Regions from separate parts of the Homo sapiens genome. Here regions 1 and 3 are each linked to region 2. Evidence: chromatin contacts called from ENCODE Hi-C or POLR2A ChIA-PET data. All regions are on one chromosome and are shown on one strand. The core of a region is the stretch at or near the end of the contact, and the rest is flanking DNA. Distances in the headings are between cores, read along the strand shown. Region 1 holds the start of ARHGEF1 (Rho guanine nucleotide exchange factor 1). Region 2 holds the start of ATP1A3 (ATPase Na+/K+ transporting subunit alpha 3). Region 3 holds the start of ZNF574 (zinc finger protein 574).

What was found. A loop is a pair of places that touch in the nucleus more often than their neighbours do. ChIA-PET counts read pairs that join two places held with the same protein, here RNA polymerase II (POLR2A). Pooled maps may share reads with other maps.
Region 1: a pooled map shows a loop between it and region 2 (4-fold over the local background). The contact joins the promoter of ARHGEF1 here to the promoter of ATP1A3 in region 2. A Hi-C loop is called at or near these places in 6 of 50 pooled maps. POLR2A ChIA-PET finds 5 or more read pairs at or near these places in 3 of 52 experiments (Panc1, activated CD8-positive, alpha-beta T cell and naive thymus-derived CD8-positive, alpha-beta T cell).
Region 3: a map of CD8-positive, alpha-beta T cell shows a loop between it and region 2 (19-fold over the local background). The contact joins the promoter of ZNF574 here to the promoter of ATP1A3 in region 2. A Hi-C loop is called at or near these places in 9 of 168 maps with a recorded cell type or tissue (CD8-positive, alpha-beta T cell, Right ventricle myocardium inferior, Right ventricle myocardium superior and 4 more) and 15 of 50 pooled maps. POLR2A ChIA-PET finds 5 or more read pairs at or near these places in 7 of 52 experiments (GM12878, WTC11, activated B cell and 2 more).

The regions. Positions count from the first base shown.
Region 1 is chr19:41,881,934-41,884,896 of GRCh38, reverse strand. ARHGEF1 (Rho guanine nucleotide exchange factor 1) reads right to left here and starts at 1,713. Exons shown (of 29, transcript NM_004706.4): 1 at 1,608-1,713. RefSeq lists an enhancer at 429-638 and silencers at 505-654, 1,519-2,028.
Region 2 is chr19:41,992,624-41,995,612 of GRCh38, reverse strand. ATP1A3 (ATPase Na+/K+ transporting subunit alpha 3) reads left to right here and starts at 1,383. Exons shown (of 23, transcript NM_152296.5): 1 at 1,383-1,542. The coding sequence starts at 1,537. RefSeq lists a silencer at 1,210-1,649.
Region 3 is chr19:42,074,807-42,077,951 of GRCh38, reverse strand. It overlaps ZNF574 (zinc finger protein 574), which reads right to left and starts at 1,786. Exons shown (of 2, transcript NM_022752.6): 1 at 1,666-1,786. RefSeq lists silencers at 1,367-1,446, 1,457-1,716 and enhancers at 2,087-2,206, 2,427-2,476, 2,557-2,626.

The sequences.
Region 1 (2,963 bases), core at 464-2,963, 110 kb after region 2:
AAGGATCCAGGGATCATACAGGATCATGATTCTATAGGGACAGCTGCCAGTCTGTGGAACCTCTGGAGACTTAAAAGGGACTCAGAATTCCATAGGGGTGCGTGGTGGGTCCCGAGACCCATGGTCTATAGAGCCCCGGATTCTAGGGGATGCCACTGGTCTATGAGGACCCCACGTCTATAAGAAGCCAGTTCTCCATGGGGGGCTGGCAGGAACCTGGAGGGTCTGTAAGACTTTATACGGAATGAGGCGGGTCTACACGAGACCCAAATCTTACATGGACGTGGCGGGTCTTACGCGGGCCCTAAATCCTACGGGGGACGTGGCAGTGTGCACGGCCAGGGATGCCGGGGAGGACGTGCAGAGTCAGGGTCTGACACCCGCTGGGGACCGCGTCCCTCACCTGCTCCAGGTGGAAAGAGAAGCCATCGCCGCCACCGGAACCGAAGCCTCCGCGCTCGGGCTCCGCACTCTCCCCACCCCTGCCGCCGCGTCGCTCTAGCCGCCCTGAGTCCACCTTTGCGCCCAGCTCCACTCCTCCTGCCAGCCGCTCTAGCCCGGCTCCTGCCGGGCTCCGGCCCCGACGACTCTACTCCTCCCGCCGGCCGCTCTAGCGCTGTACTGCGCCACGCAGGCCAGATAGGGCCGCTCTGGCCTGTCTTGGAGGGCCAGCGTTTCCGTATCTCGACTGCCCCCGTCACTCCCCGGGCCCCGCCCCGCGCCCGGAGGTGCAGATGGGTCCAACTCCTCCCGAGTTCGATCGGAGATCTCCTAGTCACCCCAGCGCTGAGCACTCGGACGGCGGACTGGGGCTCCCCGTCCTATTAGTCTCCCCACTTAGGGGACCCGCTGAATTTCCAATCCTCGTACATCAATCCCCTCCGTCTCCCACCCCCAGCCCCTTCCTTTGGAACCGGAAAAGCAATAGTCTTGAGTTCCAGCACAACTTTCCCTCTGACATGCAGTGTAATCTGCAAAAAGTAATGACTTCTCTGTAGACCTCAGTCTTCCCATCCGTACAATGGGAGAAGGCCTCCAGCTCTCTCCCTACACCTGTCTCTCACGGTATAATTAATGACCTAGAAAAGAGCTTTCCGAAAACTCTTTCAAATGCACTCTGCAACTTTCAGCTTCACAGCGACCCTCGTCGTTGTTGTTATTGTTGTTTTTCATTTTTAGGTGGCCCTAAAGCATGCGGGGGTTGGAGGATGGCGCTTTGCGGAAAGCACGTGCGAGTTCAAATCCCAACTCCACACTTTCTCACGATGTGCGTTCCCTGGGACGAGTCGGTTTGGCTCCCCGGGCCTCGGTTTCCCCACCCGTACAATGGTAGTGATCGTCCGTTCTCCACTGAGCAGGTGGGAGGCCTTGGCCCCGGCCTCGCACCGTTCGTCCCCACCTATGGGGCACTCGTCAAGTGTGAGTTCTCCCCTCTTTGCTCCCTTTGACAGATGGGAAAACTGAGGCCCAAGGAGGGGCGGCCGCTGGTTCCGTGGGGTCCGAAGGGGGCCCCTCCGCTGCCGGCAGCGCCCCAGCCCCTCCCTCCTCCTCCCCACTTCCCCCAACAGCCGAGGGGAGGAGGCCGGGCGGGGCCGGGGACCGAGTACCTGGTGTCCGCGCGGAGGTGACCGGCGGGGCGCCCGAGGTCGGGCTCGGCGATCCCGGGCCCTGGGTCCCGGCTCCCGCTTCCTGGCTCTGGCGGGGCAGGAAGTCGGGGCGTTTTTCCGGAGGCCCCCGCCCCGCCGCCCCTCCCCGCTTCCTGCCCGCGCCCCGCGCCCGCCCGGCACCTCCGCTTCCTTCCCCTTCTCGCCGCTTGCCCGCCCCTCCTTTCCCCGCTGCGCCCGGGTCCCTGCGGGCACCGGCCCCCGCCCCGGCCGCGCCCGAGCTCTCCCCGGCTTTGTCCATCGGTCCGTCCGCCGGGCGCGGGCTCCGCGGGACTCGCATCTCCCGGCTGGGGTCACCTCCCCGGAGGTGCTGGGGGGCAAGCCCTGCTCCCCGTGCGCCCTAGACCGAGCCACGACCTCCCCGGCTTTCCGCGTCTGTGGTTCTCATGGTCTTGCGCCCTTCCTTCGCCTCTGTGGGTGTGCTCCCGCCTGCGTCTGCATCCCCTTCTCTGTCCCTCTGTCTTTCTCTACTGGGGTCTTTCCCTCCTTGGCCTCCACCTCTCCTCTCTGTCCCTCCATCACTTTCTCCCCGAAAGCCCTTCTCTACCCTCTCCAGCTCTCTCTGTATCTTTCTGCATCTCCGTCTCAGTCTCTGTCATTTCCCCAGCTGTTGCTGTGCCTGGGCCTCTTCGTGCCCATTTTCGGTTGCCCCTTCTCCCTTCTGTCTCTTCCTTTCCTTCTCGCTCTCTCTCTGTCCCTTTCTCTCCACGTCCCTGTCTCTCTCCCGGATTCCCAGGGTCTCATCATCTCTTCCTTCCCTTGCTCGTCCCCTTCATGATCCCTGGGTCTCAGCCTCTCTCCTCTCCCTTTCTCAGGAAATCCGTGTCTCTGTGCCTCTCTGTCATTGCCCCGGGATCTCCCTGCTATCCCCAGGTTAGGACCACAGACCCTCCAAAATGCCCCTTCTGTAAGTCAACGCATCGGGAAAAGGCTGCAGTCTGAATTCTGTACTAGCCCCAATCCACAAGATAGTCCCTGTGTTTCCAAGGCTTAAATACGCATAAAGTGGCTCATGCCTGTAATCCCAGCACTTTGGGAGGCCGAAGCATGGTGGATCACTTGAGGTCAGGAGTTCGAGACCAGCCCGGCCAACATGGCGAAACCCTGTCTCTACTAAAACAAAAATTAGCTGGGTGTGGTAGCACATGCCTGTCATCCCAGCTACTCGGGAGCCTGAGGTACAAGAATCGCTTGAGGTGGAGGTTGAAGTGGGCTGAGATTGCGCCACTGCACTCCAGCCTGGGCGACAGAGTCAGACTCTGCCTCAAAAAAAAAAAAAAAAAAAAAAAAAGCGGCCGG
Region 2 (2,989 bases), core at 134-2,633:
ATCTGTGTGTGTACATATACTGTGACGAGCTCTGTGTGTCATGTGGGTGAGGGCGTTGGGGTGTGTTTGGAGGTGCAACAAAGATGTCTGCGATAGTGCTGCAATAACGTGATGTGTGTATGTGTGGGAGGTGTGTGGGTGTCGCGTGACTTGTGTTTGAATTATTGTGCTATGTGTAAGTGTGTGCACCTTTTTGTCTGTCATTCACAGTTAGCATTGGCAACTTTGCACTGTGGGCCGTTGCTCATGCCCAAACACACTGGGGAGCAGTGTGTGTGAGGATGTGTGCGACATCGTGGGATCATGCAACGATGTCCACAAAGGCTGATGTAGTGTGTCTGGAGGCAGTGTGAGGCCTGTGCGTGTGTGATGGTGCTGAGTGCAGGTGTGTGTTGGTTTATGGGTTGCACGATGTGGGTTTCTATGTGAGATGGTGGGAGGTCAGGTGTGGTAGAGTGTGTGATGTGTGAGTCTGCGATTTTCTGAGTGTCGGTGTTAGTCCGCACAGCACTTTGTGGCTGTGATTATGAGTCTCTTGTGGTGTGATGGGTGTGTAAGGTGTGTGCCCTATGTGTGTTTCACTCTATGTTTGAGACTCTGTGTGTGGTGGGGTGGTGTTGTGTGTGTGAGGGTACATGCTGGCCTATGGTGGAATATGAGTGCAACCCTGTGGTGTGTGCGTGTCCCCAGCATCTGGGCTATCAGTGTGATGGTCCTGTGTAACTGTGACGCTGGGCATTTTCTGGGCCTCCTGGGGCCATCCTCCACCGTGTTGTGTCTCCCGTGTACCCTGTGTGGTTGTGGCTCATTGGATAGCTCAGGCGTAGTGGGGGGGCACCCACAGTGAGGGAATCTCAGGGCTCCTCCCGCCAGCACCCCTCCTCAATTGCAAGGCCTTTCTTGCTCTCTTGTGTTCCCTTCCAACTTCCCCTCCTGCAGGGCCCTCTCCCTGAACAGCACTACCCCCCGCCGTCTCCAGGGTCCCTGGTGCCACACTGCAGTGATTCACCGGGCTTCCCTCCCACCCCGTGTCACTACCCGCCCCCCCTCCCCCAGCGTACCCTTCTCGGTGATGGCACACCCCCACAATGAGAGGATTTCCGGGGTTTTCTTTCCCTGAGCGCCCCTTCTTGGAGGCCCTACTCCATATTGAGGGGGTCTCCAAGTCCCCTATTGCGGAGGTCTCTGGGAATCCCCCCACCCCCGCAGCGCTCCCCCTTCGCGGCCGCGCCGCCACTTTGCGGAGCCCAAGGGGAGGACAGCTGCAGTACCAGGGGCGGGGCCGCGGGCCGTCCGTCAGCACGGCGGCGCCCCTGATTGGCCAGCGCCGCCCCCCTCCCGCGGACGCGGGCATATGAGGAGGCGGAGGCGGCGGCCGCCGCAGCCTCTGTGCGGTGGGACCAACGGACGGACGGACGGACGCGCGCACCTACCGAGGCGCGGGCGCTGCAGAGGCTCCCAGCCCAAGCCTGAGCCTGAGCCCGCCCCGAGGTCCCCGCCCCGCCCGCCTGGCTCTCTCGCCGCGGAGCCGCCAAGATGGGGGTAGGTGCTGAGCCGGCTGGGCGCCGCTTCCGTGTGACATTGTGGGGCCGGTGACATTGGGTGTGCGCGGGGGGCGGGGGCACCGGGACCCCTGCGCTCCGGGGCCAGGCCTGCGAGACCCGGGGAGCCGGCTGACCCAGCCAATCCATGTGGTCGTGGGGCCGCAGGGGGCGGCGGGGGGTCTGTGGCGCACGTTGGCATGGCTTTGTGTGCGGAGATCCGCGAGGTTGTGGGCCAGCCCTCAGCATCTCCGCCTGACCTTGTGCGGTTGCATGTGCACAGTTGCATGTGCGTATGAGAGCTGCTGGCTCTGTCAGGCCCTGGCAGCGAGTGTGTGGGCCCCGTGGTGTCTGAAAGTCTGCGATCGCGTCTGGGTGTGTCTGTGAGAGCTCGTGTTAGTGCGTCTGGGGTTATTGAGGCCCCCCTGCTTCCCTGGCAGGGTGCGGATAGGTCCACGTTGTGGGATGGACACCAGATGACCTCTCTTTCTCCTTCCAGGCCTGGATGGGGGGACTCCGCAGTGTGTGTGTGTGTGTGTGTGTGTGTGTGTGTGTGTGTGTGTGTGTGTGCAGGCTCCGCAGTGTCGCAGCCTGGGGCTGCAGTGTGTGTGTGTGCAGCCCCTCATGTAGGGGAGCAGGCATGGGAGGCTGGGAGGAGGAGAGGAACAGGAGAGCCACGGTGGGGAGACTGAGTGCACAGCTGAGGGTGTGCGTGTGCAACTGTGTAGTGGGGAGCGTGCATGCCTGGCTGTGTCCTTGCCTCTGTGTCCGTGTGTCCTTGTCTGTCTGTGAGTCTCTCCAGCAGATGCCGCCTCCCTCCCTGGCTGACCACCTGACCCTTGCTGCAGCCCTGGATTCCTCCCTGTGTGTCTGGGGCGGGGCTGAAGGGAGGGGGAATCAGGAGAGGAGGGGGTGGGTGGGGGTAGGTGGGATGAAGAGGGCGGGAGAGGCCAGTGGAGGGAGAATAGGAGGGCTGGGGAGAAAGATGGCGGATAAAGGCTGATGGGCCCAGGGATGGAGGTGGGGGATGGGGCTGCAGATCTGTGGGGTGGGGCAGGGTGGGCCGGGGGGCTGGGAAGGAGGATTGGGTTGGGGCAGGACTAGGGGAGAGAAGGGAGAAAGGGGTAGTCAGTGATGGCTGTCAGGTAAGTGGGATGGAGGGAGGGAAGCTGTGGATGGATTGGGAGAAGACTGATGCTAAAAGCCCTAGAGAAGGAAGTTAGAGGGAGGTGGTCTTAGGAAACGGAGTGGGGACGAGAGGAGAAATGAAGGCAGCTTAGACATGGGAAGGAAAGACAGAGACACATGGAAAGACAGAGATGCTCTGAAAGAGACAGAGAAAGAGACATGGACATAGAGACAAAGAGACAGAGACAAGCAGAGAGACATGGCTGAGACACATGGAGAGACATTGAGAGAGAAAATGAGAAACTGAGGCTCAGAGGAAG
Region 3 (3,145 bases), core at 537-3,036, 82 kb before region 2:
CACGTCAAACTATATCCCTTCCCCCCAGTCAAATTTTCTCACACTGGCCTAACCCATCTCCACACCCAGACTTTGCCCACCTTAACCACTTCATGATACGCAGCCCTGTTTAATTACTTAACCTCCTCTACAAATCAAGGCCCTCTCCTACAACCCTAACCCCCTATCCAGAATACCCAGACCCATTTTCACAAAAGCCTACTCCTCCCCGCTTCGGACCTAGGCCCTTCCACCACCCTAGCTCCTGTCTCCAGGGTATCTATCCACTCTTTACATTCATCACCTCTTCTTTGTACCAAGACCAAATCGACAATTCTAATCCCCTCTGAGATACCCAGATCCCCTCTTCCCATTGATTTAAACCCTTCCTGTTCATACACAGCCACTCATTCAGGGATGCCCATACCCTCATTTTATATCAACCTATGCCTCTCTTGCAAACAGAGCCCCCCCTCAAATCCATCTCAGGAATATCCAGATCCTCCTCCACATTATTAACCTAATCTTTTTTAATTTGCTAGAAGACCCAACCCACCCTAACCCATTCTAGGGATGCTCAGACCCTCCTCTTCGTAGCAACATAACTCCTCTTCTTTGTGTAAAGATCCACACACCCATCTTTCACAATGGCTTAAGCTCCTTTTACACACACCCCTCGTGCTGCCCAAACCCCCTTTAGGGATACCCGGACCTCCTATTCTCATACAGAACCTCCATCACCACCTTAATCCAGCACAGACCCCTCTTCCTCACACTCAAGCCCCTCTCACCAGCCTCCTATTCTGGGGGTACTCAGACCCCCCAGCGTCTTAGCAACCTCTCAGTCTCATTCCAGGAATTCCCAGGCACCCCTCACTTTAGCACACAGATCTCTCCCACCCTACTTCCTCCCCTTCCAATAACCAAATCCCATCTTCACCTTGGCCTAATTACCTGTACTTAAAAAAGACTACCTTCCCCAGCTCATTCTAGGGACACCCAGACACCCTTTTAAAATACACTTAATCCTTCTTTGTACAAAGACTCCTTTCCACGCATTCCAAGGGTACCCAACCTCCTGACACATTGGTTTAAGGCCTCTTCACATTAATTTAACCCCATCCATTACAACTGGACCCCTCCTTAGCTCTAAACCGTTCCCTTGGGGATATCGATTTCCTAATGTCTTCACACCAAAACCCCTCTCACCGCCCCAATTCTTTCCAGGAAGAACTAGATATTTTTCCCCTGCATTAACTTAATTATCTTTCTCACGCCCTAAGCCCCTAACTGGGCACCCACGTGCCGTCTAACCGGCCCAGCCCCTTCGTCCTGGACTTGCCACACCACCAAGTCCTTTACCCCAAACCCTGGGGAGCCGCGGAGCCCTCTTGGGACAGCTCTGAGGCCTCCCCTTCCCGCCCAGGTGCCCCACCAAAGCCTCAGCCCGAGCCCCGCCCCTCCTCACTCAGCCCCGCACGCGACTCCAGGCCCCTTCCCCACCCGCCGCTCCAGCCCGGCCCCCGCCCGGCTGCCCGCGCGCCGGGTCGGCCGTTGGTGCCGCTCCGCCCTAACTGCCCGGCGCGCACCCCCTCAGGCCCTCAGTGCGCAGGCGACCTGGCAAGAGGAGGCCGCGGCGGCAGGGAGCGCAGCCCGGCCGGCCTCTGCGCGCCCGCTCGCGCTCACCTGCTTCCGCCGTCTCGCACGCCCCGGGCCCGGGCCACGGCTCCCCTTGCACGGCCACCCTAACGCTGCGCCCGCTCTAGCTCTCGCCGTCGCCTCTCGCCTGCTCCGTAGCCTCGCTCTCGCCCCCAGCTACCCTCAGCAACGCCCCTCCCACCTTCCTCCTCGGCCGCCGCACGGACGGCCGGACGCAACCAATCATTGCCCGCTCGGGCCCTGCCGTTCGGCCAATCGACGTTCATGTCTCTGAGGCTTGGGCCAATAGTGAGGAGCGTCGAGATTCCCCGCAGCGCCCAACCAATCCTTTAGCGTCGTTCCCTCACCGGTCAGCCCTCGGGTGGATAGTGCCCGCCCCTTTAATCCTCCTTAGAGGATGCTCCTCCTCCTCCTCGACTCCGCCTCCGACGGCTCCAGAGGGGAACTCTGAGCGGAGGGCGGCGCGATGACGTTAGGCGGCGGAGCGCGGCCGCGGGCGCCATTTTGGGGACGCCGTGAGGGAGTCAGCGTTGGGGACAGGGAGAGGGAGGAAAAGAGCCTGGGAAATTGAGGCACGCGGCACCTTGAGGGCTGGAGCGGGGGAATGGAGGCACGGGAACCTTTGTGGTTTCCCCGAGGGTCAGAGGGAGAAAGTGAAACCACTTAGCGCGATGGGGAGAGGGCAAACTGCATGCAGCACCAGTCACATGGAGAGAGAAAAGGGAAACCAAGGTTCCAGACTCACTTTATTAAAAGGAGGGGAATGAAGGCAACAGGAAGAAACAGAGAAAAGACCGAGGGGACTTTTGGGAGGTGGAGAGAGGAGAAATGTCATAGGGGAAGCAAGGAGAGCGAGGATATGGAGAAAAAGAAGCAGGGACAATTTCATTGGAAGAAATAGGGAGTGTGGTGGGTAGAGGACCTGAAGGACAATCGGGGTGAGAGCCTGAAGGAAGTGAGCCGGTAACGGGCGGACTCCACTCCACCTCCTTCCGGGGTGACTCTGACCCTTACACCTCGAGATTGGGGCCCCATGTGTCCAAGGGGCTCTGGCCATTCCTACTCACCTCGTTCCTGCGCCCCTCAGGGCCTTGGGAGGGAGTTGCCCCAGTACTGTTAGAAACGTTTCCAGGCTGGGCGTGGTGGCTCACGCCTGCAATCCCAACATTTTGGGACGCTGAGGCGGGTTCACTTGAAGTCAGGCATTCGAGACCCACCTGGCCAACCTGGTGAAACTACCATCTTTACTAAAAATACAAAACATTAGCTGGGCGTGGTGGCTCGTGCCTGTAACCCCAGCAACTCGGGAGGCTGAGGCTCGAGATTTGATTGCACCCAGGAGGCCGAGGTTGCAGTGAGCCGAGATCACGCCACTGCACTCCCGCCTGGGCGACAGAGCGAGACTCCATCTGAAAGAAGAAAAGAAACATTTCCAGACCTACTCCTTGAACCCAAACACAGAGGAATTTCAACTTATCGGATGAGGAAACTGACTCTCAGAATTGTG